Regions from separate parts of the Homo sapiens genome. Here all the other regions are linked to region 1. Evidence: chromatin loops called from intact Hi-C (ENCODE). Cell type or tissue: PC-9. All regions are shown on one strand. Each heading gives the region's core, and the rest is flanking DNA. Links, peaks and the distances in the headings are about the cores only. Region 1 holds the start of LOC105374145 (a long non-coding RNA gene). Region 2 has its middle 290 kb from the start of LNCSRLR. Region 3 has its middle 36 kb from the start of PLSCR5.

What was found. Hi-C counts contacts between places; a loop is a spot of excess contacts. Peaks named below come from ENCODE experiments on the same cell type or tissue, not always from the same donor. Only the 100,000 strongest peaks of a DNase experiment are listed, where the experiment ranks them.
Region 2: it touches region 1 in a loop (13-fold over the local background); 25 of 110 quality-filtered maps call a loop at or near these places.
Region 3: a loop joins it to region 1, with 6 times the contacts of the local background. A loop is called at or near these places in 10 of 110 quality-filtered maps.

Annotation. Positions count from the first base shown.
Region 1 is chr3:146,182,770-146,194,116 of GRCh38, forward strand. It overlaps LOC105374145 (a long non-coding RNA gene), which reads right to left and starts at 7,769. Exons shown (of 2, transcript XR_001740949.2): 1 at 7,030-7,769. PLSCR4 (phospholipid scramblase 4) reads right to left here. Exons shown (of 9, transcript NM_020353.3): 9 at 9,566-11,347. In PC-9, for the core only: CTCF peaks have their summits at 4,774 (motif pointing left), 4,976, 6,981 (motif pointing right) and 7,183; a DNase peak (open chromatin) is centred at 6,972.
Region 2 is chr3:145,770,556-145,781,902 of GRCh38, forward strand. No RefSeq gene overlaps it. Among named protein-coding and RNA genes, the nearest start is that of LNCSRLR, 290 kb to the right of the region's middle. In PC-9, for the core only: a CTCF peak has its summit at 6,386 (motif pointing right); no DNase peak of the experiment used is centred there.
Region 3 is chr3:146,635,242-146,646,588 of GRCh38, forward strand. No RefSeq gene overlaps it. Among named protein-coding and RNA genes, the nearest start is that of PLSCR5, 36 kb to the left of the region's middle. In PC-9, for the core only: CTCF peaks have their summits at 3,712 (motif pointing left), 5,830 (motif pointing left), 6,085 and 6,288 (motif pointing right); no DNase peak of the experiment used is centred there.

The sequences.
Region 1 (11,347 bases), core at 4,079-9,078:
CAGTCCCACCAACAGTGTAAAAGTGTTCCTATTTCTCCACATCCTCTCCAGCACCTATTGTTTCCTGACTTTTTAATCATCGCCATTCTAACTGCTGTGAGATGGTATCTCATTGTGCTTTTGATTTGCATTTCTCTGATGGCCAGTGATGATGAGCATTTTTTCCTGTGTCTTTTGGCTGCATAAATGTCTTCTTTTGAGAAGTGTCTGTTCATATCCTTTGCCCACTTTTTGATGGGGTTGTTTGTTTTTTTTCTTGTAAATTTGTTTGAGTTCATTGCAGATTCTGGATATTAGCCCTTTGTCAGATGAGTAGGTTGCGAACATTTTCTCCCATTTTGTAGGTTGCCTGTTCACTCTGATGGTAGTTTCTTTTGCTGTGCAGAAGCTCTTACCTAGGAATCCAACTTACAAGGGATGTGAAGGACCTCTTCAAAGAGAACTACAAACCACTGCTCAAGGAAATAAAAGAGGATACAAACAAATGGAAGAACATTCCATGCTCATGGGTAGGAAGAATCAACATCGTGAAAATGGCCATACTGCCCAAGGTAATTTGTAGATTCAATGCCATCCCCATCAAGCTACCAATGACTTTCTTCAAAGAATTGGAAAAAACGACTTTAAAGTTCATATGGAACCAAAACAGAGCCCGCATCACCAAGTCAATCCTAAGCCAAAAGAACAAAGCCGGAGGCATCACGCTACCTGACTTCAAACTATACTACAAGGCTACAGTAACCAAAACCGCATGGTACTGGTACCAAAACAGAGATATAGATCAATGGAACAGAACAGAGCCCTCAGAAATAATGCCACGTATCTACGACCATCTGATCTTTGACAAACCTGAAAACCACAAGAAATGGGGAAAGGATTCCCTATTTAATAAATGGTGCTGAGAAAACTGGCTAGCCATATGTAGAAAGCTGAAACTGGATCCCTTCCTTACTCCTTATACAAAAATTAATTCAAGATGGATTAAAGACTCACATGTTAGACCTAAAACCATAAAAACCCTAGAAGAAAACCTAGGCAATACCATTCAGGACATAGGCATGAGCAAGGACTTCATGTCTAAAACACCAAAAGCAATGGCAACAAAAGCCAAAATTGACAAATGGGATCTAATTAAACTAAAGAGCTTCTGCATAGGAGATAAATTTACTTGAATTTCACTATCCTCTAAAGCTTACATTTCCACATCAATAAAAGTGGTATGATACATGGAAAAGGGGTCACAATAGTTCTGCAAACCTATACCAGCTAGTCTATATGTGCATTTTCTTGCTTTGCAACCTTTTTGAGTGGTTCAGGAAAAAAATATTAGCAAAAACTGTAATAGGTTGAATTGATCAAAAGGAGGAAGGTGTGAGGGTAGGGATGGAAGTAATAAAAGTGGAGTTTGGGAGTTGCCTACTTATTGAGTTGAGTGAGGGCATACAGCAAAGAAACTAAGCCAGTTGTTATAATAAAGCTTAAGACTATTCAGGAAAGGAGATGAATGAAGACTTCTAGGAGGTATTACTGGGCATTAGCAAGGTGATTCCTCTTTGCTTTCTCCTCAGTGTTCAGTCTCCTTAACACTCCTTTACATACAGAGAAAATTTACATTGATCTTTAGTGATTTTTAGAGTACTGCTGTGTTTTGTTTGTAGGGTTGCCAGATTTGACACATAAAAATATTGGGAAATACAGGAAGTACCCACCCCAATTAAATTTGATCGCATTCAAGGACATTCAGATAAACAATGAATAATTTTTCTGTGTGTCTTAAATTCTGTGTGTCTTAAAAATATGACATTCTTTTACTAAAAATTGATGTCTGAAATTTACATTTAATAGGAACCTGTATTTTATCTAGCAACTTGGCTAAAAACACAGATAAAAGCAAGAGAGTTTATTTTATTGGCTTACATGCAAATTGAGGGAAAGTTTCCTGGAGGCTTTCAGGCAGTAACAGCTGTTCCCAAACTTGTCTCGACATTAGAATCACCTGAAGAACTCCAGATGCCAGTGCAGTGGCTCTGGAATTCTGCCAGGGTGTGGGATTTTTTTTCAAAGTATTCCAGGTGACTCATGTACAACAGTGAGGAGCTGGTGACTGATGTCCAGTGCTTCTTAACTTTCCCTACATGTAACAAACATCTGGGGAACTTTTAAGTATACCCATGCCCAGATCCCACCAAGAACAATTAAATCAATGTCTACAGGCAAGACCCTTGTATTGCTATTAGTATAAAGTTTTCAGTAAATTTTAATGTTTCTTCATTAGAGAGCCCTAAATTGTAGCCTAAAAATGGCATCCCATGGCCTTTCCAGGTATAGAAATGTCATTTCTAGTTATAATATATCTCAAAAAGTTTAATTTTTTAAATTATGAAATTAATATTTTTCTTATAAATTCAAGCAATGTGGAAAAATCTAAAATAAATATGAACTCCCAAAATCTACTTTCTAGAGGTATCTGCTATTAAAACCTTGATCTATTTTTAACTTTTTAATTATTTTTAATCATTTACCAAAATTTTTAATCATTTACCAAAATATGGAGAATTATATGCTTATACTCTGAAAAGAATGTGTCATAGATAGAAAAATTGTAACAATCAATTAGGTTAAATTTATCAACCCTTAGATACATTTTTTAAAATGAACATCTGACTTAGGGCTTACATATTTTAAAAGCTTGTATGTTGGGAGATAAGTATTTTATTATTGGGTTTAGATGCAGATAAGAGAGGCCCCTCCAAAAAATTTTATTTAAACATTTTATTCCTTAAGTGAAAACAGTCTAGGAATCATATGGCAGCTCTGTGGTAACATTACTTTATCTGAGAAATCCTCAGCAACCCAAGTTTCTTCTATCGTGTTGTTCTACTATTCATGGTTCACATTCCCAAGATCAGCTCATGGTCCAAGAAAGGTGTTTTGCTGCCAGCCTTCACATTGACACTGGAGTCCACAAGAAGCAGGAAAGAATAAATAGCAGCAAAAGATACACACCACTTATCTTTTAAAGAAGTTGCCACACTTCACTTTTAATGGGCCAGAACTTTGCCATGTTTCTACACCTAGCTGAAAGGAAATACTGTGTTTATTCCAGGCTTCAATGTGAATCAATGAAATCAGAAGCTATAACATTAGGGAAGACTTCAACAGACAAGCACACCTCTCCCACAATCATTCCCCACTCCTGACATTCCCATGTGAGATAGTGACATTACAGAACACTCCTGGCCATTCTCTGCCCTCTGAAAGAAAAAACTGAGCATGAGTAGTTCAATTCCTTCTTTTTGCCTCTCTTTGGGGAGGCAGCCTGTCTGAAGGGCACACATAGTCCTACCTACTCCATGGGGTAGTATTAGAGAGACAAGCCTCTACCAGGAACCCCTCTGTTTTTCCACCTCTGCCTGAGACAGGGAGGGTAACTGATTCTATATCATTCTGCAAACCTATTGTTGCCAGAATATATGGCATATCCTTATAACAGCCTTATCAGGATAAAAATGATTTCTGTTTTCCTCCGATACCTATTTCTCAATGGATTTCACTGACAAAGTAATCTCTCAAAATACCAGCAATATAAACATAGTTTCCTTTTGAAAGTTACAGAGCTATCATTGAAGTAAACGATATAATCTCTCCCTGATTTCTATGTCCAGGCAGGCCCTCTGATTGTAACTCAAACAGGTAGCATGACTACTCTGTAAACAGAAATGCATAAAGCCATATAGAATTAAGAGAGATACACAAACACAACAAACAGAAAAAAAAATAGAAATGTTATAAATATTAGAAAAAAACAGTAATATCTAAGTAATTCAAAGGAATAAAATGAACCCTGAACATGGCCAGGAAAAATCTTCATGGCTGTCATCTGATTTGCCAGACTTTTGAAAAAATATCCCCACATCCCCAGCCATATTGTCCATTCGATGTCATCTATCAGGCCAGTAGGCAGCCTGGGTCATATGTGGGCAGATTGTATTCCATGCCCATTAGCCATATTTTCCTTTTCCTATTCAAATAATGGCTTGATTCTGTCTGTGCCCATCTGACATTCTCATTTTAACTATCAATTACATCCCTTCAAAGCAGGAAAATCTATCAATTAATAGTTTTTAACAAAAAATGTAAAAATACATATTTTAATAAAGAAATTGAACTCAGATGTGCATGGTGACTACGGAAGAAGATAAAGGTATATCAGTGTGTGAGTGGAGGAATAAATAAAAAATACTCTATGTTACCTAGGACATACACATTTTAAATGTTTTGTTGTTGTTTTTATAACATAGTAATTTCATTTCTCCTTTATAGTTAGAAAACCTCTGAAATTAATCTGATTTATTGAGGTAGACACCATGAGTATGTGCTTAAAAAAGATTTTGAACATTAGAATAATTTGAAACTGGGTTTTATTTTTTTCATGCTTAAAATCTCAATGTTATGAAAGATGTTGCTTTAAAATGTTTTAAATCTCTGCTAAATTTTTGCTGTGGCGGCACGGAAACTGGAATAAAAATGGCGATCTGTGTTTTTAGTTCTGGTTTGATTACTAGTTAATTCTCAATGTAATTTTAGACACATAATCTGGGCCTCTCCCACTTCCTTCATTTGTATATTAGAATGTAGAGCAGATGGTCCTTAACACTTCTTCTGATTTTAAAATCCACTGATACTATTCATTAAAATTTATAGATTGGTACTGATAAATTCTTGGATTAAAAAATGAGCATAGTTTAACAAAAAAATCCATGAGCTGGTGCTGCCCCCTATTGTAGCTTGTTTTATTCAGCTTTCTGACATGGAGCGGGGAAAGGCAGCAAAGCGAGATAAATATTTTGTCACTCTACTTGCTTCTCCCTGGCACTCTCTACTTGTTTATTTCTGTAAAATCAAGAGGTTTTAAAATGGTTTGATTTCTAACTATGTTATCTTTTATCTGTTATAATGAAAAAAGTTAAAACTCATGTAAACTATGTTTAGTGATTGTTAACTAAGACAATTTGAGCAACATGTTTTCAAAACTGTTTAAGGAAAAGATTGCTCCTATAATTTCCTAAAATAAATTTGCCTAAGCCTGGGTCATAGAAGAGCTGACACAATTTTAAATAAATGTCTTTTACTTAACAGTAGTACTAGAAATATTAAACATTTTAAGAGAATCTGGAACTCAATAATATGATGATAGATAACTCATCTCAAAGAGAAAATATTTAGTTGTAAGTTAGGTATAACAAATAGTAATAAGTTGCAAGTTTCAATATTATATGATTATATTTATGTTAAAGAATTTTCCTCTGAATATTTCACATAAAAATCATGTGCAGTTTAAAAAAATAGGTCACTCACATTGCTAGCAATGTTGCAAATTAGATAATCTTAAAACCCCTCTTTCCATAGAATATATAAAGTGTGGCTGAAATATAACCAAAGGGCTTTTAGATGCAAAGTGTAGATTTTGGGAGAGTACAAGATTTTAGCAGAAGTTAAAAATAAAGAAAAATTGGAAACGTCTGACTATTAAGCTTAGTCTGGCATTTTCTTTGGCTTCTCAAATGGAAGGAGTCACCAACGTTTATTAGGAAGGGGCTTTGATTTTACCCACCACCATGAGGCTGGAAGTGAGGTCTTGGGCTTAGGCAAGGGTTGATATTAGAAGAGAGACCCCCAGTAAAGTGGAAAGTCTCAAAGGGACACACTCCAGTGTAAAAAGTGAGATAGAAAAATTGGCAAATAGAAATTAAGAGAAAGCTTGATTGTTTTGACCTCTGCTACAGGTAGGGAAAATTTGTTCCCTGAGAATTCATAAACCAGGATATGTCCACATCATTTAGGGGTTCATATTTGAAATACATACATGACTTGGGAAACACCAAACTGAAGAAATAATATAAAAAAATGGTCATCAGCTGGCAACACCACTGAGGCACCAATAGGAGCAAAGGTAAGCCTCTCTGGAGACAGCTACCCTCAGACAAGACTTCTGAGTCTCTTGCGTTTCCCGGTCATAGTCCTAAATTTTAAAACACATGAAGTAGCATGCCACCTTTCTCCTCTATTTCTGTTTCCCTGTATTTCTGGGTTAACAGACAAAGAAACCAAATATTACACAGAGATGAAAGAAAAACAGGGCATAAAAATTTGGAGTGTAGCCTCTGGATGTTTATACCGGTACTATGATGTTTTGGTTACTACAGCTTTGTAATATAATTTGAAGTCAGGTTATGTAATGCCTCCAGCTTTATTCTTTTTGCTTCTCAGTGCTTTGGGCAGTCACATAACGGCTTTGTGGATATACAGCTAGCTGAGTGGCCTTGTGCAAGATACCTAAATCTTCATTTTCTATTTTGTAAAATGGGAATCATTATAGTAATCTAACTCATAGGGTTATGAGAATTAAATGGGTTAATATATGGAAAGTCTTTAGAACTAGAACAGCGTCTGGTTTGTAGGAAGCATTAAATAGAGCTGGCTGGTTTTATAGTCTTCATCATTTTCACTATTGTTATTATAGGTAGTTGCATCATCCCACCTATCTCATGATTAGGTTGCTTTTTCTCCATGTGCCCCAGATGAATGTCCAACATCTGGCCTAGAATTAAATCTTTGGGTAAAGATAGCAATTATATATCCCCAAATTACATGATTTCACAACTGGCTTCTTTGCTGAGGAGCAGTACAAGTAAGAACGGCAAGAAATGTAATAGGCAACTATTAAGCTAGCTAATGGCAGTACATGTTTTCAGAATTTGCAATTTAAGTTTTTTGTTTAGATACTATGTGCAAAGGCATTACCATCTCCCCAGCTCTAGCACCTTCCCCACCCTCATTACACACACTAGTGAACACTCACCACGAACCTGCTCTGGGCAGCTGGGACACAGGATTACAACGATTGGCCTCATCAGATTTCTGGTTGGAACCTTGAGACTGCGCAGCTCTAGAAATTCTTGCATTAACTAAGTTCCACCGCTAGGTGGAAGTAGCTCCTCTAGCTCTAGGAGATTTCGTGTATCTCACCTTTTATCCAACCCTTTGGTTTTCTTTCATTACAATTATAGCAGGGACTCCTTATAGCATTTCATCTTCTTGGTACTATCACCTCTTGATGAGGTTTACTCTTCCTCTGAAAAATGAGATTGATGTTTACCTCATGATACAGTTGTGAGAATCCAGTAATACACATTTAAAAAAAAAAACACTATTTTATGTAATAATTACTTAGCTTTGTGCTACAATTATTTATCTACTTGCTTTATCCTTGCTGAGGGATAGACTGCATGTTCCTTTCTATCTTCTTGAACACCTAGCACCGTGTCATACACATATTTGAATTTTTTTCATTCATTCACCAATATTTATTGAGCATCTTAGATATACCAGACACTGCCCTGTACTCATGGTTTACCATAATAAGCAATCGATCCCTGCTTTGCTTGATGAAATTAGAAAGACTGACATTTTCAGTTACACCCACCATGCATTCAGCTTGCAGACATAGCTATAAAGTGCATCTTACTTACCTCCAGCAGGAACAGGAAGTTCCGCTGGACATATGGCACAGCCTGCCTTAACTGTCTCATTAAATGGGACAAAAATATATTATGCAGCACTTGAGATGGTGCTAATGACATGGCCTTTATTGAGTGTGCCAACATTCCACTGAGTATGTGTTCATTGTTGTCCTAAAAAATGTGTGTTTTGTTTGTTTTAAAGTCTATCCTGGCCCGGTGCGGTGGCTCACGCCTGTAATCCCAACACTTTGGGAGGCTGAAGTGGGCAGACCACCTGAGGTCAGGAGTTCAAGACCAGCCTGGCCAACATGGTGAAACCCTGTCTGTACTAAAAATACAAAAATTAGCCGGGCGTGGGGCGGGCCCTTGTAATACCAGCTACTCAGGAGGCTGAGGCAGGAGAATCGCTTGAACTCGGGAGGCGGAGGTTGCAGTGAGCTGAGATTGCACCATTGCACTCCAGCCTGGGGGACAAGAGCTAGATTTTGTCTAAAAAAAAAAAAGAAGTTAAAAGTCTATCTTGCCCACTAGCCTGTGAGCCCCTGAGAGTATTAATTATATATTTTAACCTTTGTATTTCTCTCTGCCTTAAGAAATAGCTCAGTGTCTGAATTTAGTAAATGTTCAGTAAAGTATTGATGGAATGAAATAGTGGTAAGGATGACAAGAAGTTTTACTGACAACTATAGCAAATATTTCAAATATATATCTACTTACTATATTTTAATTCATTTAGCAGACACTGAGTAAATACCTACCATGTGCTATTATTAACCATGCCAAGTATTATCACATAGTATATTATTCTGCCTCACTTGGACTGATTTGGAGTGTATCACTCTGCTTTTCTCTTTTTTGAGATTTACAATTTAAGAGGCCTAGAGGAAAATGGGAAATGCATTCTGTGAAGTTATGGAAAAAGATCCATTTTTAACATTAGCTATCACTAGCCAAACAGATGAGTTTGATATTAGTTTATTAAATCCAGACTTCTTATGGGTTTTCCAAGCTTGCTTCTTTCAATATAAATTAAATCCGACCTTGAACACTGGGGGAAAAAAAGACTGAAAAGCAGCCAGCTGCTCCAACAGGATCAATATACCATACTCTAGAATCACTCTGATTATTCTATACCTGAATTTGATTTAATATCTAGTTGGTCAGAAAAAATAAGTCTTGTAACCTGATTTTTGTATAATTTCTGGAAAAAATGGTCATTTAGAAAAAATGTTTAAAATGCATTCTTCACTGATGGTTACAAATTCTAGCAATTTTCCTTCATGATATACTGACATTGAAATTATACTTGAAATTTAAATGTATCTTAGGAGGATTAGAAATAAGCATTTACAAATAACTTGGTCATATAAGAAAGCTAGTTACCACTAAGCAACACTACAGAAATGACTTTTTATATATATATATATATATATATATATATATATATTTTTTTTTTTTTTTTTTTTTTTTTTTTTTTTTTGAGACGGAGTCTTGCTCTGTCGCCCAGGCTGGAGTGCAGTGGCGCGATCTCGGCTCACTGCAAGCTCCGCCTCCTGCGTTCACGCCATTCTCCTGCCTCAGCCTCCCGAGTAGCTGGAACTACAGGCGCCCGCCACCGCGCCCGGCTAATTTTTTTTTGTATTTTTTTTAGTAGAGACGGGGTTTCACCGTGGTCTCGATCTCCTGACCTCGTGATCCGCCCGCCTCGGCCTCCCAAAGTGCTGGGATTACAGGTGTGAGCCACCGTGCCCGGCTGACTTTAATAATTTAAAATTTATTAAATTAAAAATATATAAATTATATTTTTATATATTATAAAAATATATATAATATATATTATATATAAATTATATATATTATATATAAATATATATAATTAAAAATATATAAATTAAATATATATTAAATATATAAATTAAAAATAATTTAAAATTTATATTAGAAAGCAAGGGCCTTGAATAAACCTAATAATCAATAAAAATTACTTCAAAATCCCTGTGAAAAAAGTATTTGAAGATTCAAAGTCAAAAAATAAAACAGTGTTTTACTATTAACCATTGTATATTTATTTAAAAGCCATAAAGAATACGAAAAAGCATGAACGCACAAATTCCAGAGAATTTGTTTTTTAATCAATCCGATCAATTTTACACAACAAAATATCATTAAGAAACATAGAAATCATGTGAATTGTATTAAAACTATGACATATGACAATATTATATAAAGAAAATTTTAACTCTAAGAGACAAATATAATTTTTTAAAAAAGAAATTAAAAATATCACGTCTTATGCTAAATATATATAGATATATTTATTATGATGCAGCAGGTTTTGGAATACAGGGATTTAGGCAAGTTAAAAATAAAAAGTTTATATGCTTAAACTTTCTGAATATTGTTTGTCTGATTTCCTATTTAAATATCAGACATCATTATAGGAAATACATAGTCTACTTACGATTGCAATGGCACTTTCAAATATAAGGCAATTAATATTTTAGAAAGCAGCAACTTTTACTTTTTTTAAAAAAAAAAGCTAGTAGCAGCATGTAAAAATGAGCATTACGAGAAACTCAGAAAAACAAATTTACCCTGAAAAGATGAATATAATTAAAAAACAAAGCACCTTTCATTTCAAAAAGAACTGTAGGCTAAGACCCTCATCTCAGAATAACCCCATCTAAGAACACTCAGGCTTTCTTTATTTAATAAGCAGCAGCAGAAGAATACATCCCATTCTACATACTGACTGTGTTAAAAAAAAAAAATGCAGTCCATATGCAGGTAGAAAACTAAAGTGCAACAGAAGCAAGTTAATTAGAGTGTACTCACTTATACACTATGCTTTTAATTAGTTAACACAAAAATGTGTAATTGATAATTTATTATTGGTCCTACATATTATTTACTGGCATGCTGTAGACCATAGAGAAATAGAATGTTTACTGTGTTTTATTATTATTACTCTGTGTAGATACATATTTATCTATCATGTCAATAAAAAGAAGCAAAGCAGTATTAAGCAGCGGTGGAATTTGTCGCTTTCACTTTTTATAAAGTGCTACATAAAATGTCATATTTCCAAATTTAAAAACATAACTCCAGTTCTTACCATGAGAACAGCATGGTGATCACGAAGGATCTTCTTGAAAAAAACAAAAACAAAAACAAAAAACAATGATCTCTTCTGGGTATCACATCAAATGAGATACAAAGGTGTACTAGGCAATCTTAGAGATCTGGCAACTTATTTTATATATAAGGCATCTGTGACCAAGAGACGTTATGAATTAAATGTACAAATGTATTATGTATAAATGTATTAAATGCAAGCTTCATATAATGACACCAATGTCTCTAAGTTGCTCAGAGATCTTGACTGGCTGTGGCCCTGGCCAGCTCCTTTCCTGATAGTCTGATTCTGCCTTCATATATAGGCAGCTCCTGATCATCCATGCCAGTGAATGAGAAAACAAGCATGGAATATATAAACTTTAACATTAAAAAATGTTTTATTTTGTAATAAAATCAAATTTCCCATTGAAACCTTCAAAAACTTTGCAGAATGAGGTTTTGATATATGTGTACAAGTAGTACCTTCTTAGTGCAAGAAAACATCATTATTTCTGTCTGCCTGCCTTTTTGTTTTTAAAAATGAAGACTATCATTGAAACAAGTTTGTCTTCAGTATGAGGACATGTTGACGGAGAGGAAAGGTAGGAAAGGGTTAGGGATAGAAGCCAGGTTATTTTATGCCAACAAAGTCTGCTCTAAAAAGCCTTATTGTTTCACTACCTATTAATATGAGAACTCTGGATTCA
Region 2 (11,347 bases), core at 3,877-8,876, 410 kb before region 1:
TTTATAAACATTTTAATTTTATTTCTTTAAAATCTAAATTACACAATATTTAACGACTATTCCTTGTACTGCCTTATTTGCATTATAAAAAAGCAAGTTTTTAATATTTCTGAGTAGATAACATCTCACCATAGATAAGTGCTTTTGCCCACTTGAGAAAGTCTAAATAGGATGAGAAAATGTTAAATCAATCTACACTTTAATTTCTTTGGTATTCTTAACCCAAGTATAGGCTTCCTATAGGATGTGATACATTCTGAGACCCAAAATGCATACATCTATTCCTGATTCAACTATCATATAATTTCAAGATAATTATTTCCTCTATTGATTTCACCATCTTTGAAATGGAAACAAACATGTGTTCACTTCTAAGTATCGGGGGAACCCGCCCCCAATATTTCAACATAGGTTCTTTCTATTTTCTGGCTGAGAAATAAAAAGAAAGAGTACAAAGAGAGGAATTTTATGGCTTGGCCCCCGGGGGTGACATCACATATTGGTAGGACCGTGATGCCCACCTGAGCCTCAAACCAGCAAGTTTTTTATTAAGGGTTTCAAAAGGGGAGGGGGTGAAATAACAGAGAGTAGGTACAAAGATCACATGCTTCAAAGGGCAAAAAGCAGACCAAAGATCACATGCTTCTGAGTGAACAAGGCAAAGGGCAAAAGCAGAACTACTGATAAGGGTCTATGTTCAGCAGTGCATGTATTGTCTTGATAAACATCTTAAACAACAGAAAACAGGGTTTGAGAGCAGAGAACCAGTCTGACCACAAATTTACCAGGGTGGAGTTTTTTCCCTACCCTAGTAAGCCTGAGGGTACTGCAGGAGACCAGGGCACATCTCAGTCCTTATCTCAACCACATAAGACAGACAATCTCAGAGCGGCCATTTATAGACCTCCCCCCAAGAATGCATTCCTTTCCCAGGGTATTAATATTAATTGCTAAGGAAAGAATTTAGTGATATCTCTCTTACTTCCATATCCGTTTGTAGGCTTTCTGCAAGAAGAAAAATATGGCTCTTTTTGCCCAACCCAGCAGGCAGTCAGACCTTATGGTTGTCTTCCCTTGTTCCCTAAAAATTGCTGTTATTTTCTTCTTTTTCAAGGTGCACTGATTTCATATTGTTCAAACACACGTGTTTTACAATCAACTTGTACAGTTAACACAATTATCATAGTGGTCCTGAGGTGACATATATCCTCAGCTTACTAAGATAACAGCATTAAGAGATTAAAGTAAAGACAGGCATAAGAAATTATAAAAGTATTATTTGGGAACTGATAAATGTCCATGAAATCTTCACGATTTATGTTCCTCTGCCACGGCTCCAGCCGGTCCCTCCGTTTGGGGTCCCTGACTTCCCGCAACACTAAGAGTGTTATAAACTTTAAAGCAGTCTTAGTTCAGAGCTGCTCATTCACCCTTCAGCATCATGAATTACTCATATTTCATTTGTGTAACACGTTCACTTTGTGGTAAAGCTGTATGTAGAGCTGCCTTCAAGTAGCAATGGCCTTCCTGCTACCTCTACATAAATTGTACTTTAGTGCCAATGTGAGCACACTGTATCCAGGTTTCATTACGGCTCACCAAGTAATCATCACCTAAATTAAAACACCACTTCTTCTGTACCATGGGGTTCTCATAATAAAACAAAATCTCATAGACCACCTCTCTCTCACGTGTTTCACATAAGTGCCACGAGCTCATTCAGTCTCTGCATTTCAAGGATTTGTCCCACCATAAGATTATCTGTCTGAGAGAGTTATTACTTTTGGACATTGTATGAGTTGGTATTATTTGATGCTCGTCAATACTATTTAATAAAACAAATTCTGAAAATTGCTTCTACTGCTTTCTTTCTGAGGCTATATAACCTTGCATTTGTTTTTAAATATTTCTTTTTCAAGAACTAGAACTTTGAGTCTTTATTTTTAGCAACTAAATTGATCAATTGCATGAAAGAAAGCAATATTTTTCACTTATTCTAAAAAAAATACATCTAATTTGGTTGACTAGCGAGATCACTGTGCTTTGTTTTAAAAATATGTGATAGCTTCATTGGTTTCTTGATGCTATTCAACAAATTTTCAATACAAACAATGTTCCAAAGAATAGAGGTAGATGAATCACTTTATTGGTCCAGTAAAATCCAATTCTATTATATACAGTTCTCCTTCCTGTTGGCAACTTTTATGACTGCTTGTGTAAAAACACCATGTCAGATTTACATGCTATACCCATGTAATTTATTCTGTACTTAAAAGGTAGTAGATTATATTTATAATGTTGTTTGAGTTGTAGCATTTATGTTACTATGTCTCTATATTTATGATTTAGTGGATGGCCTTTGAACAATTGATCCATTTCTGTTATTTAGGAATATAATATATCATTTCAGTAATAAAAAAACACACATACAAAAAGTCAAGCATAGAATGTGTAGAAATTTACCCACAAATGACTTAAAATGTGTCAGCCAAAAGGAACCACATCTTTTTAGCAGAAAGGAAGTGCTACAATCCTATAGCTGACACGTGTTCCAAGGCTATAGTAATCTTTTACTTAATTAGCAAGATGTCTGCAGAGAGAAAAAAGAATCTTCCATTTCAAATGTATGAAATGCCCATGGGTTATAATTATGAGAAACATAAGAAGCTGGAGGACCTGAGAAACCGCCTCAGCTGGAGTCTAGCATACAGGATGTTCATTAGAGCTCTTGGGATCTGTACCTGTGAAGATTGGAGAATGGATGGAGGATTGATTGAGCAGAGGGAGAAGTTGGATGTCATTGTAGTCTCAAAGGTGTGCACCTTGTGGACTGTGAACTTCCAGGTGGCACAAAGGACCTGCCTGAACACAGTGCTGAGAGACTTGGCCAAACTTTAGCCTGACTCCTACCTCCCCTAGGTGGTATTTCTAGAGGTGGCACCAGCCCCTAGGCTGAGTCTTTGCTCAAGAAAATGTAACAAAGTGCACATTGTCCCAATGTACATTGCCAAATGATTTTCAATAATTTTCCACTTATCCCCCATCACATATTTTTTCACTTCCCCATAGCCCCCAGTCCCCTTTAGTTACTTTATTTTACTTCCTTATAGCCCTTTTTTGTTCTCTCTATTTTCTCCTAGTTAATTTTGTCTTAGTTGGAAGTGAGCATAGTTTTTAATGGAGTGTCTCTTTCCTACTGCAGAAGGCTGAATAAATCAGCCTTGCCACTTTTAATAAGCGTCTAGTGCTATTAAGTATTTCTCTTTGACATCCTTCAGAGCAGTTGTGAATTGAGGCAAGAAGGCCAAGCCTTTATACAATTCCATTTATTGGCCACTGGATGTGGGCTGCCCTTACGATCAGGCATGATCTTATGTAAGGCAGTTTTCTTCAACCGTAGCAATCCTAACCCTCCCAGAATTCTTTGAATTCTGCTCTCTAACATTAATTTATGCCAGTACCATGACACATATTCCTGAGTATTCATTTGTTATCTCAGTTTTTTAGAAGGTCAAGAAATATACAGTTCTGTCTCCCCCAAACGAAATAAAGAAACCATGTCCATAAAGTTATTTCATACTGACGTAAGTTGTTAACACAAGCTATGAAGTATCTTGAAATTCAGGTGACCCATATATAATCTTGAAAATAGCAAACTGAACTAACTTAATTCCCCAAATTCCTTTAAACCTGGAGTCTATTAAAAAAGACTGAGAAAGAAAATAAAACTCACATATTTCCTCTTTGTGCATGTTTTACATTTGCAAATTTAAATGGATGCTAGACCATATGTTATATAGACTTTGTCATAAGTGTTTAGAATTTTGTTCACAAAAAGCACTTTGTGAAATCTATTGTAGTTTCATCAACCTCACACAGCTGTAGTCTTTGCTTCAGGTAATGCACTTAATGCCTATCCCACTTTGCATACATAAAGAACATCAAACTTGTAAGTAATCCACGATACAAAGAAAAACACAAATGATATCTGCACAGAGAAATACAATTTTATTTTATAACAAAAGCAGTTCATTAGCTCCTGAGTTCAAATGAGTCCAAATCCACAACTGATAGCATACTTCCCATAAGGATTCAAAAACTAAAAAGGCAGTAAATGTAGGTGCACAAGCAATGAAGCAGGCAGGATTCAGAAAATCTTATTTTGAGTCCTAAATCCACCACCACCTAGCTCCGTGACCTTGAGAAAGAAAATTTATTACTTTGAATCAATTTCTAGATCTGTCCTGCTTATATTATAAGCTTTTGTAAGGATAGAATTGGAAAGGCATGTAAACGTGCTTTGTAAAGGACTATTACAAATAAATTGGTAGTACACTGCAACAGGAGTAACACAAACTGTCGGGTTTCTGGAATATTTGCTGTGCTCCAAGTGATTTTTATATTGCATCACTTAATCCTTACAAAGACACTGTAAGAGAGGAGCTCTGATCCCCATTTGACAAATGAGGAAATTGAGTTTGAGAGGAACTCTCTACAGGTTTTCTCCAAAGCCCACTGACTTATTATTTTCATAGAGCCTTAGAAGCCAGTAGGCAAAGGGAATGAAGAGATGAATAGATGAAGGATGGTGCCATGTCACTGAGAATACGGGAATACTTGAGAAAGGATCATCCTTGAACAGCAAGGAGAAGACCTTTCCCACTAAAGTAGGAAGGAATTAGGAAGGATTAAGTAGATGCAGATACCTTTATAGGTGATAGGATGCTTAGGGAATAACAATCAGGTATTTTCTCTTTTCTGCCTGCAATAAAAAGTTAGCTCTTCTCCTGAGGGAAGGGTTGTGATAAGGTCAGCAGTTGAGAAGAGAAGCCAAAGTTAAAAATAGGAGATGGAATTGACTAGAAACACAATGAGAATTTTCCAGGCTATTTTGAGGATCATACGTTTGTCACTTTCTAATCCCATAAAAGTGTGTGATTTTTCTTGAGCATACATAGCAGCATGGGTGTAGATGTTGAAAAGGCAGACCCTTGATTGATCTAGAGTTGGGTTTGACCCTGGGTGTAGCACTGATAGGGAGAGCAGACAGGGGAACTGAAGGCAGTCAACGTCCTAAGCTATGGCTGTCATCTTGTGTTCGCAACAGACTATCCTTTTTGAAATACATTTCTTTCTATTGACCTATGTTATTTAATGTATTCAATGATTTTTTTTCTTCCCTGGTTTAACATAAGTGGAAACAAATTGTTCATTCCATTGCTTTGAGACTTGGCTCATTTGAGCTCCATAAATGTGGTCACCCTGTGCTCTGACCACAAGAGATGGTCAGGATGTGGCCCTTGCCAGCTGGGTGGTCCTAGGGCAGGGGACTGGAACAGAGAAACAGCTAAAGTCCTTCCCCACCCATTGGGTAGATGTGTTCATGTTAAGAATGGGATTGTGATAACATACTTTCAGATTTTGAAATACAATGTGCAAACAGCTGTGACCTTGTAACAATGATCACAAAGACCTTGAGATCATTCTTACAGTGCTCTGTTCTCCTTGCTCTGTAAGTGACAAACAATTCAGATTTTGAAACAATAAATAGAACAAAGGAACTTGGTCTCATGTACTTCTTCAAATTTAGTACTGATGCTAGGTAAAGATTGTTAGATTTTGAATATAAAAGTTTCTCCAAAAATATGCCTTGTCCCTCCGTTAACAGATCTGCCTCCCATGACTAACACTGCCTCCCCTCTGTGCTTGACTTCTGATTGGGACTTATTATTACTCTAATTGCTGAGGGAGGACTGCTTGTTTTTAGTGAATTATTTCAATGTGTGGGAAGAAAAATCTCATAAAATGAAGACCATCTTGTAAAAAAAAAAAAAAAAAAAGAATTTCTCAATCCTCACCTGCATTTGCTTTTCTTCTTACCTTGTTTCTTTTTAATATCTCCATAATGCTTATCATCATCTGACATGCTGTATATCAACTTCTCTCTCTTCCTCTCTCCTTCCCTCTCCCTCTTTCTCCCTCTTCCTCTGTTTCTCCCTCTCCCTCTCCCTTCCTCCCTGTTTCTCTCCCTTCCTCCCTCTTTCTCTATCTTTAACCCTCTCTTCCCCCACTCCACCCCAGTATGTAAACCCCATGAAGGAAGTAAGTTCGTTTTGTTAACAGCTATATCTCATACAACTAAAACATCAACAGCCAGAGAGTGGGCACTCAGTGTTTGCTGAATGGATGAATGAAATGAATAGATTACCAACAGGTGATAAAAATTATCAATAACCCAATAAATCTTAGGATTTAGAATTTCAATGTAAAACTAATAGAATTTAATTGTTGAATAAGACAAGTTGAGATAACATTACTTTTCTGTCTCACCAGCAAAGTGAAATGACTTGAGGAATCATGGAGCTGAAACCAGTATCACATGAACTTTAATCCCAGAAGTCATCAGCAGGGGGTGCTACAGTCATGTGTCCCTAAGCATTACTCAGAGCCTTTTCAGAATCGTCCACAAGCTGAACATCATTTTCTTCTCCAAATACAGGAAAAATTCCTTCTGGCCAGAAAGAGAAAATTTTAACTACATTTGTAGTTGTTGTTAGTGTCTCATCAGAAAATTAGTTGGCTCAAGTTTGAGGGCTGAAACTCCTGCTTCTATAGAAACCTAAAATCTCGTTTGAAAAACCCATTCAGAAAAGCAGTATAGTAGATTGTTTTTATGTTAAACTACTAATGCTAATGTTTATCTTTATTTTATACTCTTAATAGTGCAAATTATTTGAATGTCCAGTGTTTAAGGGCAGGACATTATTCAAGGTTCATTGTATTGTATTTCAAGCTTTGGAGAGGCCGTGCATAGTCTCACAGGTCTGTAGACACGACAGTTTGCAGGCATCTGGCAATTCACTGACTTAAACACCACTTCCAATATAGGAATGACTTCTACAATACTTTCATCCTTTTTCTATAAGAAAACTTACAGTGACAATTCATCAAAATACAACATATATTTGTTACATTTTTATCTAACATCGATAGCAAACTTCTTTATAATAGAGTTAACTAAAAACCTAAATGATGAGAGACCATTAGTACATTTTGTTCAAAGGAGGAAGGAGTGATTTAGATATTTGTTTTAGAAACTATATAAATATCCTAGTGATTTGAAAGAGCAGATATAGTTGGAAACTGTAGAGCATGTTAGTTAAAAGTGTAAGTTATTAGCATATTAGCCAGAAGCACTATTAGCCAGTGCTTCTAAAACTTGGGTGGCATTCAGAAGCACCTGTGGGACTTGGTAAAAATGCAAAGAAGGCCAGACCTTCTTCTAAGTGATTTTGTTATATACCAAAGTTCAAGAATTATCATTATTATTTTGTTTGCATTTATTTATTTATTTTGAGATGAAGTCTTGAACTGTCGGTTGGGCTGGGGTGCAATGGTGTGATCTAGGCTCACTCAAACCTCCCCGTCCCAGGTTCAACGGATTCTCCTGCCTCAGCCTCTGGAGGAGCTGGGATTACAGGCACCCGCCACCATGCCCTGCTAATTTTTTGTGTTTTTAGTAGGGATGGGGTTTCACTATGTTGGCCAGGCTGAACTGGCTGAACTGGAGTTCAACGAGGTCTTGAACTCCTGACCTCGTGATCTGCCCTCCTTGGCCTCCCAAAATGCTGGGATTAAGAATTATTGATTTAAAACAATAAAACTAGCTTTTCTCATCCATAAAGATGTTAATATCATCTGTTGTTGTCATGGTGGGTAAATTACTCAATTTTTTAAAAATCCAGCATCTTAGTTTGTAATCACTTAAAAAATGTTAGCTATAACTAGTTCTCAAAGTATTCAATATTTTCTTTTGGAAAATCTATCTTTGCTGGTGTGACAGATAGTTACTCTACTGCACTTTGATGAAGTTGAAGTAATAGTCCCTTCCACTTACTACCCAAGTGACAAAATTTCTGTTGAATCCAGCCATCGAAAAATTAAATTGAGAAACATGAAGAACAATGAAGTCTACTAATATAAATTTTAGAAAAGATTAAATTTTCTGTGTTTTATGTAAGACTATTTAACACACAGATTTGTTTTAATCCACCTGTGTTTGAAGCTGTCATAACAATAAAGTCTTTATAATTGGAAGTGTCTTAGGTGACTACCTTTTAAAAAGGTAGACACCTTTGGAAGACAGGGTCTCACTCTGTTGCCCAGGCTGGACTGCAGTGATGCAATTACAGCTCACTGCAGCCTCTACATCCTGTGCTCAAGGCTCGCTCCTCCCACCTCAGCCTCTAGAGTAGCTGGGGCTGTACAGATGAGCACCACCATACCTGATTAATTTTAAGCTTTACTGACCACATCTGACTAGACTCAAATTTTCATTGCTTAAGTGATTAAGCAACCAAAAAATTATATTCTTGTCATCTTAACCAGTAATGTTCTAAAAGTCTTTTTTTCTGTTGTCAAGCAGCTGTACAATTCACTCTTAGGTGTTTTCATTGAGCTTCATGGTCAGCTATAGCTGAAGTATCTCCATTTGCATATTACACACACACACACACACACACACACACACACACACACAATTACTTCAAATGAAAATAACATATTTGTCTCTGCAATACAAATTATTCATTATTTTCTTTGATACTAGGGTAGGCTCAAAAATCTCATAATCATACTTGATTCTGACCACTTTCTCACATCTATTTAGCGGTCAAACCTGAAGCTACTATGTTTATAGTATTTCTTTCTTATATTCCTAGTATAATTACCATAAAACTAATCTATCTCCTCTTTCTCTTAGAATATTGTAAAACATTGCTAATTTGTATGTATCTACTTTCTCACTGCCTAAAAATATTCTGCTGTAAGATTGCAGATGAATTTTCCTAAAACCATACCATGTCCATGCTTACAAACTCAAGATTTCCTCAGTGCCAATAGAATGAACCCTGAAACTTCTGACCCATAGGGTTCTCCGAAATTTAACCCGACTCTTCCTCCCCAACATTTTTCTGATCTCCCTCTATTTTTGCTTTATTGGTTTTACCTCAAATACATGATAAACATCTTCAAATAATATTCATAAATATTATTTGACAATTATTTTGAAATTTTTAAATGGACAACTCATCAAGCACTATTAATATCCTTGCCTTTCACAGATAAAAAAACTGAAACTGAGCAAGGTTAAGTGGCTTGTCCAAGGACACAGGTAGAAAGTGACACTACTTTCCCAACTTTTAAGATTTTCTCACTCAATTTCTGCTTTATTATTTATTATTTTTCCAAGACAGAGTGTTACTCCGTTTTCCAGGCTGGAGTGTAGTGACAGAATCACAGCTCACTACAGTCTCGACTTCCTGGGCTCAGGTGATCCTCCCACCTCAACCTCCCAAGTATCTGAGACTACAGTTGTGTGACACCACATCCGGCTAAGTTTTGTATTTTTTTGTACAGATGAGGTCTAGCTATGTGGCCCACGCTAGTCTCAAACTCTTAGGCTCTAGCAATCCGCCTGCTTTGGCCTCCCAAAGTGCTAGGAATACAGGCGTGAACTACCGCACCTGACCATATTGAGTATTTTTACTCCTTTATTTCAATAACTCCTTAGAGTTATACTTCAAGACCCATTTCCTCCCTGAATATTTTTTGGACCTAGGAAAACAATCCCTAAAATTGTCAGTTGACCAATTTAATAAATATTAAATTTAAGAACTCAGACAATGTCTAATAACTCTTTGGATTCTAAAAATCTAGCTAAATGCTTTAAGTAAATCTGTATCATTGATGAGGATAGGATGACACCGGAGTCACAAAAGGACCACTATCACAGATGGAAGAGATGATGAGCAGCAAGTAAGAACATCCAGTGCAAGTCAGTAGGCAAATAATGACAGCTGTATTAGTCTGCTTGGGCTGCCATAACAAAATACCACTGACTGCATTGCTTAAACAACAGGAATTTATTTTCTTATTGTTCCGGAGGCTAGAATCTCAAGGTCAAGGAGTGGTCAGGGTTGGTTTCTAAAGAGGCCTCCCTTCCTGGCTTGTACATAGCCACCTGCTCACTGTGTCCTCATACGACTTCTTTCTGAGAACGGAGAGAGCAAACAAGCTCTCTGGTGTCTCTTCCTCCTCTTTATTTTTCTTATTTTTTGAGACAGAGTCTCACTGTGTCACCCAGGCTGGAGTACAGTGGCTTGATCTCGGCTCACTGCAACCTCTGCCTCCAGGGTTCATGTGTTTCTGCTGCCTCAGCCTCCCGAGTAGTTGGGATTACAGGCATCCATCACCATGCCCAGCTAATTTTTGTATTTTTAGTAGAGACGGGGTTTCACCATATTTGCCAGGCTGGTCTCAAACTCCTGATCTCAGGTGATCTGCCTGCCTCGGCCTCCCAAAGTGCTGGGATTACACGTGTGAGGCACTGCATCTGGCTTCTTCCTCCTCTTTTAATGACAAAAGCCCTATTGGATTAGGGCCCCATCCTCAGGACCCCATTTCACCTTAATTACCTCCCTAAAGGCCCCATTTCTAAATGTAGTCACATTGAGTGTTAGGGTTTCAACATATGAATTTGAGGGAGGCAAGCTGGCACAACTCAGGCCATAATAATAGCTAAAACTTGAGCAGTGTTTTCCATTGCCAAGTATTTTTCCCAAACCCCTTAAATATATTAATGCTTGTAATATTCACTATACCCCTATCAACTAACTGCTATCATCATCCCCATTTACACAGAAACAAATCGAGGCACCACAGGGCTTATAATTACACAGGAATCAAATCTAGGCAGACTGACTTCTTCATGTGCACCGTTAGTTCCTAGGCTATGTGGGATCATGAATCAAAGCACAGCCTTAGAACAGCCAAAACGAACACCGCTGTATTACCAAACATACTGGCACCACCACAAGACCACACACATATATACAATAGATGAAGCCACAACATATTTGTAATAGATAAATCAAATGGGCCCCAAATCACAACCCCAGCTCAGTAAATATGTGACCCTGGATATATTAATCAACTTCCTTTGGATTGTAACTTTTTCAACATAAAAATTATCTCCAGAATTCTCTGTTCAGTCCTGCAGTTTCTTAACAGGAGACTGTCCTGACTCATCTTTCTATTTCTCAGAACCTAGTACAGGACCCGGAACAGAGAACATGTCTAGTAAGTGTCTTTAAATGAAGAAGTCAAGGATTTATAGTCTTCATAAATTTGGGGACAAAATTTGGATATTGTTGATATTATTTAAAAATAAACATTCACTTCTAAGAGATTAAATGTGTTGGTTTTTTGGAAACATCTCTTGTTTTATTATGAGACTCAGAAAATATTTAGTATACTTGTAAATAAAACTAAAATGGGTAAAACAAAG
Region 3 (11,347 bases), core at 3,396-8,395, 450 kb after region 1:
ATATATAACATACTATATATTTATATTATATATACGTATATTATATATGTACATACAACATACTATATATGTATATATCATATATGATATATGTATATATCATATATGATATATGTATATATCATATACTATATGTGTATATATATCATATATTATATATGTATATATCATATACTATATATATTCTACATATACTATATATGTATAAATTGTATATTATATATACATATATAACATACTTTGTATGTATAAATTGTATATTATATATACATAATAACATACTATATATGTATAAATTGTATATTATATATACATATATAATATACTATATATGTATAAATTGTATATTATATATACATATAATATACTATATATGTATAAATTGTATATTATATATATATAATATACTATATATGTATAAATTGTATATTATATATACATATATAATATATATTTAATAATATATACATATTTAATTATATATACATATATAATATACAATATATGAATATATTATATATACACATATAATATACAATATATGAATATATTATATATACACATATAATATACAATATATGAATATATTATATATACACACATATGGATATGCATTATGTGTGTAAATATTATATGTCATATATATTATGGGTGTGTATTCAAATGCAACCACAAAATAATAGTTACCTATAGGAGAAGAGGAAACAGAGTGCAGGAGCAGGACAGAAGGGACAGGATATCAGCTAGATGTCATTGAATATATTTTGTTTTGTAGATTTGGCTTTTCAATCATCTACTTGTTTCCATGACTGTAACACTAATTTAAATTTAAAAGATTCAATGCTGAAAAGCCAAACTCAAAATACAATAAGTCTAACTAAATATTATTGGTTGCATAACCACACAGAAAATAGAAAAGTTATTCTATTCCTGATGACTTAGACTCTCCTTGAATTCATTTATTTTATAATAGGTCAAACTTCTTTTTGCTTTCTGCTGGATCCTTTTTGCAAACATTTCATGTCCCGCTACTTGGGGACCTCCCTGGGTCAATGTGGCTTATAAGGAGTATACATACACATGCTTGCCCATCTCACACCCATCATTTATATATCAAGATGCCTCCTGTTGCATTTTTAATTTTCACACATTTCCAGTTGAGAATCAGGCACTGACTCTAGCAACCCATGAACTCCCAGAATCTGAGATCAAGTTTTCCAAGTGATAGGGTTGAAGCTCTCTTGTTGTTTTGAGGTGACTAGGAAGCACATTTCCCCCCTTTCTATAGAGCTGGAAAATAGCAGGGGTCTCTGACAATTCTCTCCAAAAACCTGTTCTCTCAAAGTCATCCAAGAATCACTCTCCCCTCTGCCTCTTATACAGCCTTGTGGTAGGTGGTGGGCTAAGGTGTCTGACTATTTTAGGGTCATCATTTAGCAAGTCCAACACAGCTTCTCTGATCTCTCTTTTAAACATGGGAAGAAGTATCCTCTTTTGTTCTCAGCTTTGGAGTTTCAACTGATAGTAAAGGTGCAGGAATTGCAGGCCTGATGGTTGAACAGCTCTGGACAAATTTCGACAGCCATCACAGCAGACTAGACCACAGACCTTTGGTAAACTACCAGACTGCCAGCACTTGACCACTCAGCCACCTTTAAGAATAAGCATCCAAAAGAGTACTTCATGCATTTGAATGGTGATAAAGCCAGATGTTCTCCTTATGTAAAAGAACCAATGAAAGGTAATACAGATTTGAGCAGAATGACATGGAGACTTTCCTTATTGTACGTGAAACACACATCCTAGAGTTAACAGAGTAGAGAGAGATGGAAAATGCCTGATCGTCAATTTAACTATTGATGGGAAATACATAATGTCTATAACTTAAAAAAGTCAAGACTTTATATACCCTTGTGGTATGTATGAAAAAGCACATAAATTAAAAATGCAAAGTAAATTACAACAAAATGGTAAAAAATTAAAAATCACTCTCACTGGGGATTAGAAAATAGGAGTTCTTTGATAATTCAGCAGAGTAAGTAATTTAATTTGTAGAATAAGCATCCTTCTCTTTTTAAAATAATTTGTATAGCATTTTTTCTTTTGTGAAGTGATCAGCATCATCTTGATCTTAAATTTGCATAATGAAATAAATCTAAAACAACTGAAAAAAATGTAATTAGAATATGAATCTGCTCTAAGTGTAATCATGACTGTGATAAGTAAATATTTGATTTAAAAACTTTAGTTAACTATTTTTGAGGCAAATATTATGTGAAGAAATAGTAGATGCAATGGAAGAATAAAAAAAATTAAAACAGCATGACCAGTGTTCATTACATGCAAATGTCTGAACCTGTTGGACCTCAAACCCTGTATACAATGCCCCTCAAAATGCATGTTTACCTCAAGTGGGCTCTTTATTATCTTTAAATGCACTGTTAGAAACTAGCCTTATTCGACACAGTCTAGGGTAAGGCACAAGAAAGTTTAACTAGAATAGGTAATTGATTTTATGTCTAAATTATCAGAAAGTACATAATGTATGTATACGCTATGTATCAAAAAATACATAGTGTACACATATACCAGAGCTAAGAATATTTGCTACTTTGAAAGTGAAATATTTTCTTCATGTTCATTTTTTCAAAGGGATGTGGATTTTAGCTATGTCTATATTATAAAAAAGTATGCTCAGGAGTTGAAGGTAACTTTTTGTTGCGGAAAAAAACAAACCCTCAAAAGACTTCAAAGGGAAGTCTTTTTAAAACGAAACAAAAACATATTGACTCAGAGTTGGGATGGTAAATATTAGGTATGAATGTTAAGTAATTTAGGTTGGATGGTGTATTTATTCAGTGAGGGAGTTGAGATTGTGGTTGACTTCCCAACATCTGTGCATTCCTCACATACATGTAGGTGTCATGCGACTTACCAAATTGTCCCCAAATCCAACAGGAGATACTTGAGGGTTCCCAGGAAATCCTGAAATTCCTGCTCCTCTTGTCAGTTTTCAGAAACTTAGGTATATGGCAGCCAGTGCATTGCATTCCCCTGGTGACATTACTGGGCATATAACCAAATTGGCCAAGTTAGTCCAATAGAATGAAATTTTGGTGTGTTGTTAGGGCAGAGGTGTTTTCTTTCTCTTGAACTAGTTAGGAACAAGAAAATATGTGGCTTTGGTTGGTGCTGGTAACTATCTTAAAGCCATGCGGCTTGGAACTGCCTTAAACTGAAGCTGCTAATGGCAGAATGGTGACACCAAAAGAGCTGGTACTTAATGACAGAGTAGAACAGACAGATTATTCAACCCTAGACTATCTAATATATAGGCCCCAAATTTCCTTTTTGTTTAGGCCATTTTGAACTGACTTCTGTGTAAAATGTAGCTGAAATTATCCTAACAGATCTATAATTAGGGCAAAAGTTCGGATCCCTGATATGTAAGTGTCCAAGAACAGGTAGCTAATATTTATTACACTAAAATAAATACTTAAATTATTTTTTACTTACTTTTTTTTGCTTTTTCTTTAGATACACTAATAAAGCATTTAGTTAAGTGCCTAGCACAATGTAAATGTGTGTTTAATAAAAAGTATCTATACAATTAAAAACAGAAACTATAAATATTCATAATTTTAAAATTAAGAGGAGAAATTTTCAGAACAGAGCCACCTAGTGGGAAGAAGAATGTGCTATGAGGACAAAAACATTTGTTTTGATATTTCAGAGAAGTTCTGTGGAATAAAATTAAAGATGCAAGTAATAACTATTTTTATAAGATATAAATAGTATAAAATACTTTGCTAGTAACTTGTCATTAACATTTCATCTTTTACAGTTAAATGGTAAATGAAATAATTTAATCCATAATTATTTCTATACCCATATATATTATTAGTAAAGGATGAGAATACCCATGTTTGTGTGTATGAGCTTCTTATTGCCAAGAAACAAAATTCCCCTGTACAAAATTTTTACAATCCTTTTCCCCTCTTCTCTCTACAACAAGTCAGCAGGACACAACTTACTCCTTGGCTTTTTTACATCTCAGTCGTCCTGCGTGTAAATTACGGTTACTAATGATTCCTCAGATCACTGATCTATGGAACAACACTGATCAAGCATCCTAAAATTCTTGGTTAGCTGTAAATTAAAAGAAAATTTCTAATGACACATTTTTTTCTTATGAAATAAATGTATTTTTAGAAATATTCTGTAACATCAGTGAAACAAGAAAATATATCTTTATTTTGTAAATATATATAGCAGTATTCTATCAAGTTTGAATTTCTGTACTATAACGGCTTCATCTGCTTTGGGGGTGCACAGGTTTTGGGATCTTGAGTACAAGTGGAATCAGTGTACAAAAATGTTTATGAATAACTCAGTATATTTTCTTTCATCTTTGCTCTGTAATATCAAATATATATATTTATACACACACACAAACACACACATCTATATATATGACTATGATGTTCAGAGTACCTGTTACTTGTTATGTGGTTAATCATTTTTCATGTCTAACTGATTTCCTTGAAATGCATATTTATTATTACGTCCTCTTGAACGTTAGTCATGCAAACTGTAATGTAGTCCTAATTTTATGTATTTGTGTGTGTGTGTGTGTGTGTGTGTGTGTGTGTATTTTATACTCATTGCTTTCCAACTGATTTCTGAATGATGGAACATGTTTTTTTTTTAGCCAAAATATTGCTATTGGTTAGTTTTTGAAATGTGGTGTGAGGCTTTCTCTTTCAGTAGTGGTGGGTTTGTAAAAAGAACTTAGAATTTGTCTTGAATGAATTTCCTCATGATGCAGGGTACCCATATGTGAGAGGGCTGAGACCTTGCCCTCTGATCGCAGAATGATACAATGACATAAGTTAATTTCTAAGAAGATAGCATCTTTGATCTGGATTGTATGCTAATATGTAGAGAAGTTATCACCCTTATCACCTTATAAGTCAGTGAATGAATAAATAGTGCATATATGAGAATACTTCAGAAAATGAGTTAACTTTCACTACATATAAAGTTACAGATATAACATGAAGATATTACATGGTAGAAAAATAGTCACTTGCTTTTATCTTTATCACAGTAATTAATCAAATATTACCTCTTGGTTCTTTCAAATGTTGTGGACCCAATTGTTTAATTGTCATCAATATCATAGACAATTGAAGATTCTCTTAGAAAGCCACTTTGGGCCCAGCTGTCAGGAGAATGAGAATGTCTTATTTCCCCACTCTAGGCATTTCCATTAAAGGATAATCAGATTCCCACAAACCCTAGGGCTATTTGCCATTTGGATGGCAGGAACAGCTGTGGAGTCCAGAAGGTGTGTGTCGGGTTCTCCTACTAGGAAGGGGTTTGGGGGACTGATTGAGGGAGAGGCCTTAGGTTTGGAATAGATTAGGGAGGTAGCTCAGGTCTGCAACATAGTATTCAATAATACATAACTGTTCTGAGGGGGAGGGTCATCATATTCCTCACATATTGAAAATTTAAATTTAATAGAATGTTTTAAAAGGTTGAAATAATGTATGCATTGCATGTAGAGTAGATTATATGTGAAAATTAACATAGCCACCAAATAAAATTGTAAAGGGCATATTGATTCATACTAAAATGGAGATAGTTGGTAGGGGTTTAGGTAATATTTACTTCAGAAGATAGACCTTTATTTACTTCATATTTTAAGCACTTTCTTTAACTCAAGGAGATTCTCACTCTCAAATGCTGGTTTATCTGCATCTACATGGTGAAATATTGCCATCATGTGGCTAGTCCGTCTATCACACCTGCTTTCCTCTGGGAGAGATTGTATTTTGGGGTATTTTTATATGGTGCTTGAATGTTTGGGTTATGTTATATGATACCCATTTTATATGGGCATGTATGGTGTCTGTTGGGGTAATTATTTTCATAAGATAGAAAATATTTAAGCATATTAATTCAAAATACACATTAAATTAAATTTTCTGTTACTGTCACTCAATTGGGTTTTACTTTGTATCTTCTGGAGCTCTTAGAAATTTTCCTTTTCAGTGGGCAAATTATTCAAGTTGTAAATCTTAAACTCTTTGGAAGTGCCCTCTTAAGAACCCAGTTTCTTTTTTTTTTTTTTAATGTTTGTGTCTACTCTGAAAGTCACCACTAGTTACCAAAATGTCCATTTATTTGTATACAATTTGGAAACTATTTCTGATGCATACCCCATTATAAACAATAGGGGGCGATATGATGTCATGTTTTTGGTTTCTCTATGAAAGTATTTTTCATAGTATAAGCCCTGTTTATTTTTTTCTTGATAACAATGCTTCCCTAAAATGAAAAGCACATTTGTTTTATTATGACAGTACTGGCAATAAATATCAGCCTCCTTATACATACTTGGGAGATGTAATTTCTTAGAGAAAAAATTCTATGCCAGTTTATTAGTATTTCAATACATGTATGTATTTCTAAATTGATATAAATATCCAATAAACTTATATTTAATCCAGAGATAATAGTTTCCAAATATACGTTGGCTTGGTTTCTCATTAAATTCAGAAATTTTACCTTTTCAAGTGTTTTTCATTAATCTTTTTCATTATATATTACCATGAATGCAAAAATGTAGAGTTATACTTCAATTTTAGGTTAAAATCATGAAACTATGTACCTGGCCTTTTAAAAGTTTGAAATCTTTAGACAACAAGGATACAAAGTATTAAAACAAAAATTTTTTCAAAGTTACATGATTTTCTTAAATCAACTAAGAAGTTCTTTCAATGTAGGGTATTTGGATATTTTATATTTTCAAAGTTTATATGGGATTTAAGGTTCAGAAAGAATATAGGATAAAATAGTAATTTATAAGTTAAATATTTAAGTTCAAAATTGACAGTTTGGGATAGAAAAATATATGTATTTCAATGGGAAGCATGTTTTCCCTGTTTCTTCAAGTAGATACAAGTAAACTAAGGATAATACAACTCCCATGTGAGATTATAATTTCTGTCTCCCTCTCAAATAGAATCACAGTTGTCAGTGCTTTTAAATTTTTGTTAAAATTGTATATATACACACATAATGTATATATATATATGCACACGTAACTATTACATTATTGTACTCTCTTTATCTCTTCATAAAAAATAAAACATTAAATAATATTCTAAAGTCAACTTTTAATTTTTTTCCAGCTCGCAGTTCCCTTATCAGATAAAGTTAATCTTTACTATGAATTTGTTATATATGCTAACTTTTTAATGATTTAAGTAAAAGTGACTATAATATATTTTTCAAACATGTTTTTTGGCATTAGGAGCCCTAATTTTACACCAAAAAAAGGAATTTTTAAAAATACTTTATATCCATTTTTAAAAAATTTCAGGTTGGTTGCCTGAAATTAGCCATAATGCGAGAATTTACACCATGAAAATTAGCAAACTGTACACATCTTGGCTCTTTTTCCTTTTTCTGGAGAGCTCGCGTATTTCTTAGCTGGAGCAACTATTGGCATTTTGGTTAGAAAATGTCTTCTTGGGCCGGGCGCTGTGGCTCACACCTGTAATCCCAGCATTTGGGAGGCTGAGGTGGGCAGATCACAAGGTCAAGAGATGGAGACCATCCTGGCCAACATGGTGAAACCCTGTCTCTACAAAAATTAGCCAGGCGTGGTGGCATGTGCTTGCAGTCCCAGCTACTCGGGAGGCTGAGGCAGGAGAATCGCTTGAACCCATGAGGCAGAGGTTGCAGTGAGTGGAGATCATGCAACTGCACTCCAGCACTCCAGCCTGGCGACAGAGCAAGACTCCACTGAAAAAAAAAAAAAAAAAAAAAAAAGGTTTTCCTATCCTTGACAGGATATTTAGCATCTCTGTTCCTTGCCCATTAAATGACAATAGCAAACTCAAGTCAGCAAGTCAGTAAAAATGCCCCCGCAAGTTTCTAAATGTTCCCTGGGAGAATATCACCCCTTCCAAATGACACCCAGTCCTGCAGGGTTGACTAAGCAACATGCGGCAGTGCAGTAATGAAAACTCTCAGGCTGGGTCAGAACTTAGACACTAAGTTGAAAACTAAATTGAGACAAACTGATAAAAAGATTTAAATTATAGTCTGTATTGCTTAACTTGTTGGTCATATGGTTGGTCTTACTGATATGATCAGAATGTTCAAAGACAGAAAACAGGGAAACCATTTAGGAAGCCATAGTGTGTTGTCTTGTGAACTAATGGCGTTTATTTTTCTTCCGATAACATTACATTTCAAGTGCCTTCCAGACTCCAGAGTTCTGCTGTCCAATATTGTGGCCACTAGGCACATATGACATTAAACAGTTGACATAAGGTGCAATTGAGGAACAGAATTTCTAATTGAATTATGATGTGACGAAAGTGTATATACACTGAATTTTGAAAACTTACTTTAAATATAAAGAAAATGCAAAATATCTCATTTATTAATAATTATCTATATTAAAAAGATTGAAAAGATACTATTTTGGATATACTGGGTTACATAAAATATATATATATATATATATATATATATATATATATATATATATATATAATTTTTTTTTTTTTTTCTTTTCGAGACGGAGTCTCGCTCTGTCGCCCAGGCTAGAGTGCAGTGGCACAATCTCAGCTCACTGCCAGCTCCGCTTCCCTGGTTCACACCATTCTCCTGCCTCAGCCTCCCGAGTAGCTGGGACTACAGGTGCCCGCCAGCACGCCCAGCTAATTTTTTGTATTTTTAGTAGAGATGGGGTTTCACCGTGTTAGCCAGGATGATCTCCTTCTCCTGACCTTGTGATCTGCCCGCCTCGGCCTCCCAAAGTGCTGGGATTACAGGCGTGAGCCAACGCGCCTGGCCAAAATATATTTTAATTAATTTATTAATTTTACCTAATTCTTCTTGCCTTTTTGACGTGGCTACTAAAATATTTAAAATTACATATGCAGCTCACATTATATTTCTACTAGACAGTGCTGCTTTAGAAGGAATCACGTATTTTTCTTTCTGAGCCCCTTGCAGTTCTGGTGGTGTTGATTCCATTCCAACTCTGGAGGTAGGCAGTGATTTACGCCTGGCCAATGGAAAGACTGTGTCTTTTTAGGGAAAGTTATGTGACTCAATTTCAACCAAAGCCAGCTTGGAGTAGGCTTTAAGTAGATATTATATTGTAGCAGCATAACGGATTATAACTGAAGACAGAGAGACATTGTTTGTAATTCCATCTCAGCCACTAATTAGTACAAATTACTTAAGGTCTTTGAGCCACAGTCTTCATCTGACAAATTGGGATACAAAATATTTGTTTTATTTGGTTGTTACGGGGATTAAGTCAGATACTGTATGCAAAGCATTTACGAGTACTCCCGACACTGTGTTCAATATATAGCAGAGTTTAAACGTCATTATGACATTAGCAACCATTTGTTTTTTTTTTTAAGGCAGACATTGAAAGTGAAATTCGAACGAGATTGAAAATGTCCTACATCCTAAATCTCAGGTACTCTTCTCTGAAATATTATACAAAAGCATTTTAATATCAGTCAAAGGAGCATCATTTTAAACAACAATTTTGTAGGGTTTATTATTGTTTTACCAAATTAATAAGCTAAAACAGCTTGAATTTTCTAGTGTTTTTGAAATTATTTTTCTCCTATGTAAAAGTTAATGTAATTTTAGTGAAAACATAAACCTAAAGGGATAAGCCTCTTAAAATATAATAATGCATTGTTAGATTTTTGTGGACTTGTCATAATTCTGGGTGTTCTTTCCTGCATACTTATTAAGAAATCTGGGAAGTATAAATAATATTGACGTATTGATGCCATCTGATCATTAACTGATTGGAATGAATGATAAATAGGAGTTTTATTAGCATGTGATATTGAATTTGTTTTGAAATTTAGTCTCTTCTAATGATATGCTAAGTTCAAATCCTTAATAACCTGGTTGTTGGCATTCTTAGCCAGGCATAGTGGCTCATGCCTGTAATCCTAGCACTTTGGGAGGCCTAGGTGGGAAGACCACTCGAGGTCAGGAGTTTGAGACTAGCCTGGCTGACATGGCGAAACTCCATATCTACCAAAAATACACAAATTAGCCAGGTGTGGTGGTGGGCACCTGTAATTCCAGCTACTCAGGAGGCTGAGGCAGGAGAATTGAATGAACCCGGAAGGCGGAGGTTGCAGTGAGCCAAGATGACATCGCTGCACTCTAGCCTGGGCAACAGAGTAAGACTCTGTCTCAAAAAACAAAACAAAACAAAATAATAAAAAATTTTTAAAAAGTTAAAAAAAGTGACTCTTCTTAGTTTTCCATGTGACCTTCAATTTAGTCTTTATTTAACCTTGGGAAATGAATGCTAGTGTATAATTAGTAAAATTAGAAATTAAGATTTGTATTTAGGATCTAAACTAGAAATACATTGCTAGCCATTAATATACATGTCAGTGTTACTGAAAACAGTTTTATATAACCACCCACCCACCCAACTTTGCTCCTTTTGTAAAAGTGACCCGTAAATTCATGGTTCAGGCACCATACGCAACTGTTGCTGAGTATCTGAGTCAAGTAAAAAACATTTATCTTTTTGATTACATGCCTTCTGTTATATGTAAATTTTTACAAGGTTTCATTTTTTTTTTGGCAAGTCATAATTTGTTTTATATAATCTAAGTTTCAATGAAATCTCCATCCCTCAATGATCTTAACAAATTTCCATTTTTAAAGGTTACCTCTAGATTTTTAAAATCTGTGTTTTAAATTACAACGGTAACAGACAAAATATTTAATGACTGTGTTTACACTTTTACTTCTGTCCTCTGATCTACTTATGATACTGAAAGATTATGCAGAATGTTTGATATTATCTACATTCCATGTTGACAAAATACAAGGGTGCAACAGAGTCGATTACTGGGAAGAAATTTTTAAAAATTATTTAATAAGTTAGCTGGAATAAGATAAGCTTTCTTATTATGATAGAATTTTTTCAAATTTTTAAAACATGATTTTAAAAATGAACTGCTTGTAATGTACCAGTTATATTCAACTCAGACACAAACAACCGAACATGTACAGATAGCTCAGTGCTCTTGACACCAACAAAAACATTGCCTAATGCAAGAAAGAAAGACAGGTCCTTCTAATTGTATAACAGTGGAAGGATACTTGCATAATTACAGGGCTACAGTAACAGCTGTGTACAACGTCCACTATCCTGCACTGCAGGCGGTAATTTACCCATGTACTTCCCATTCATATGAATGGAAAACAGTCGGGGGTGCCTCTTTTGAATCCTATGTGTATAGCAGACATTTTAAGCAAC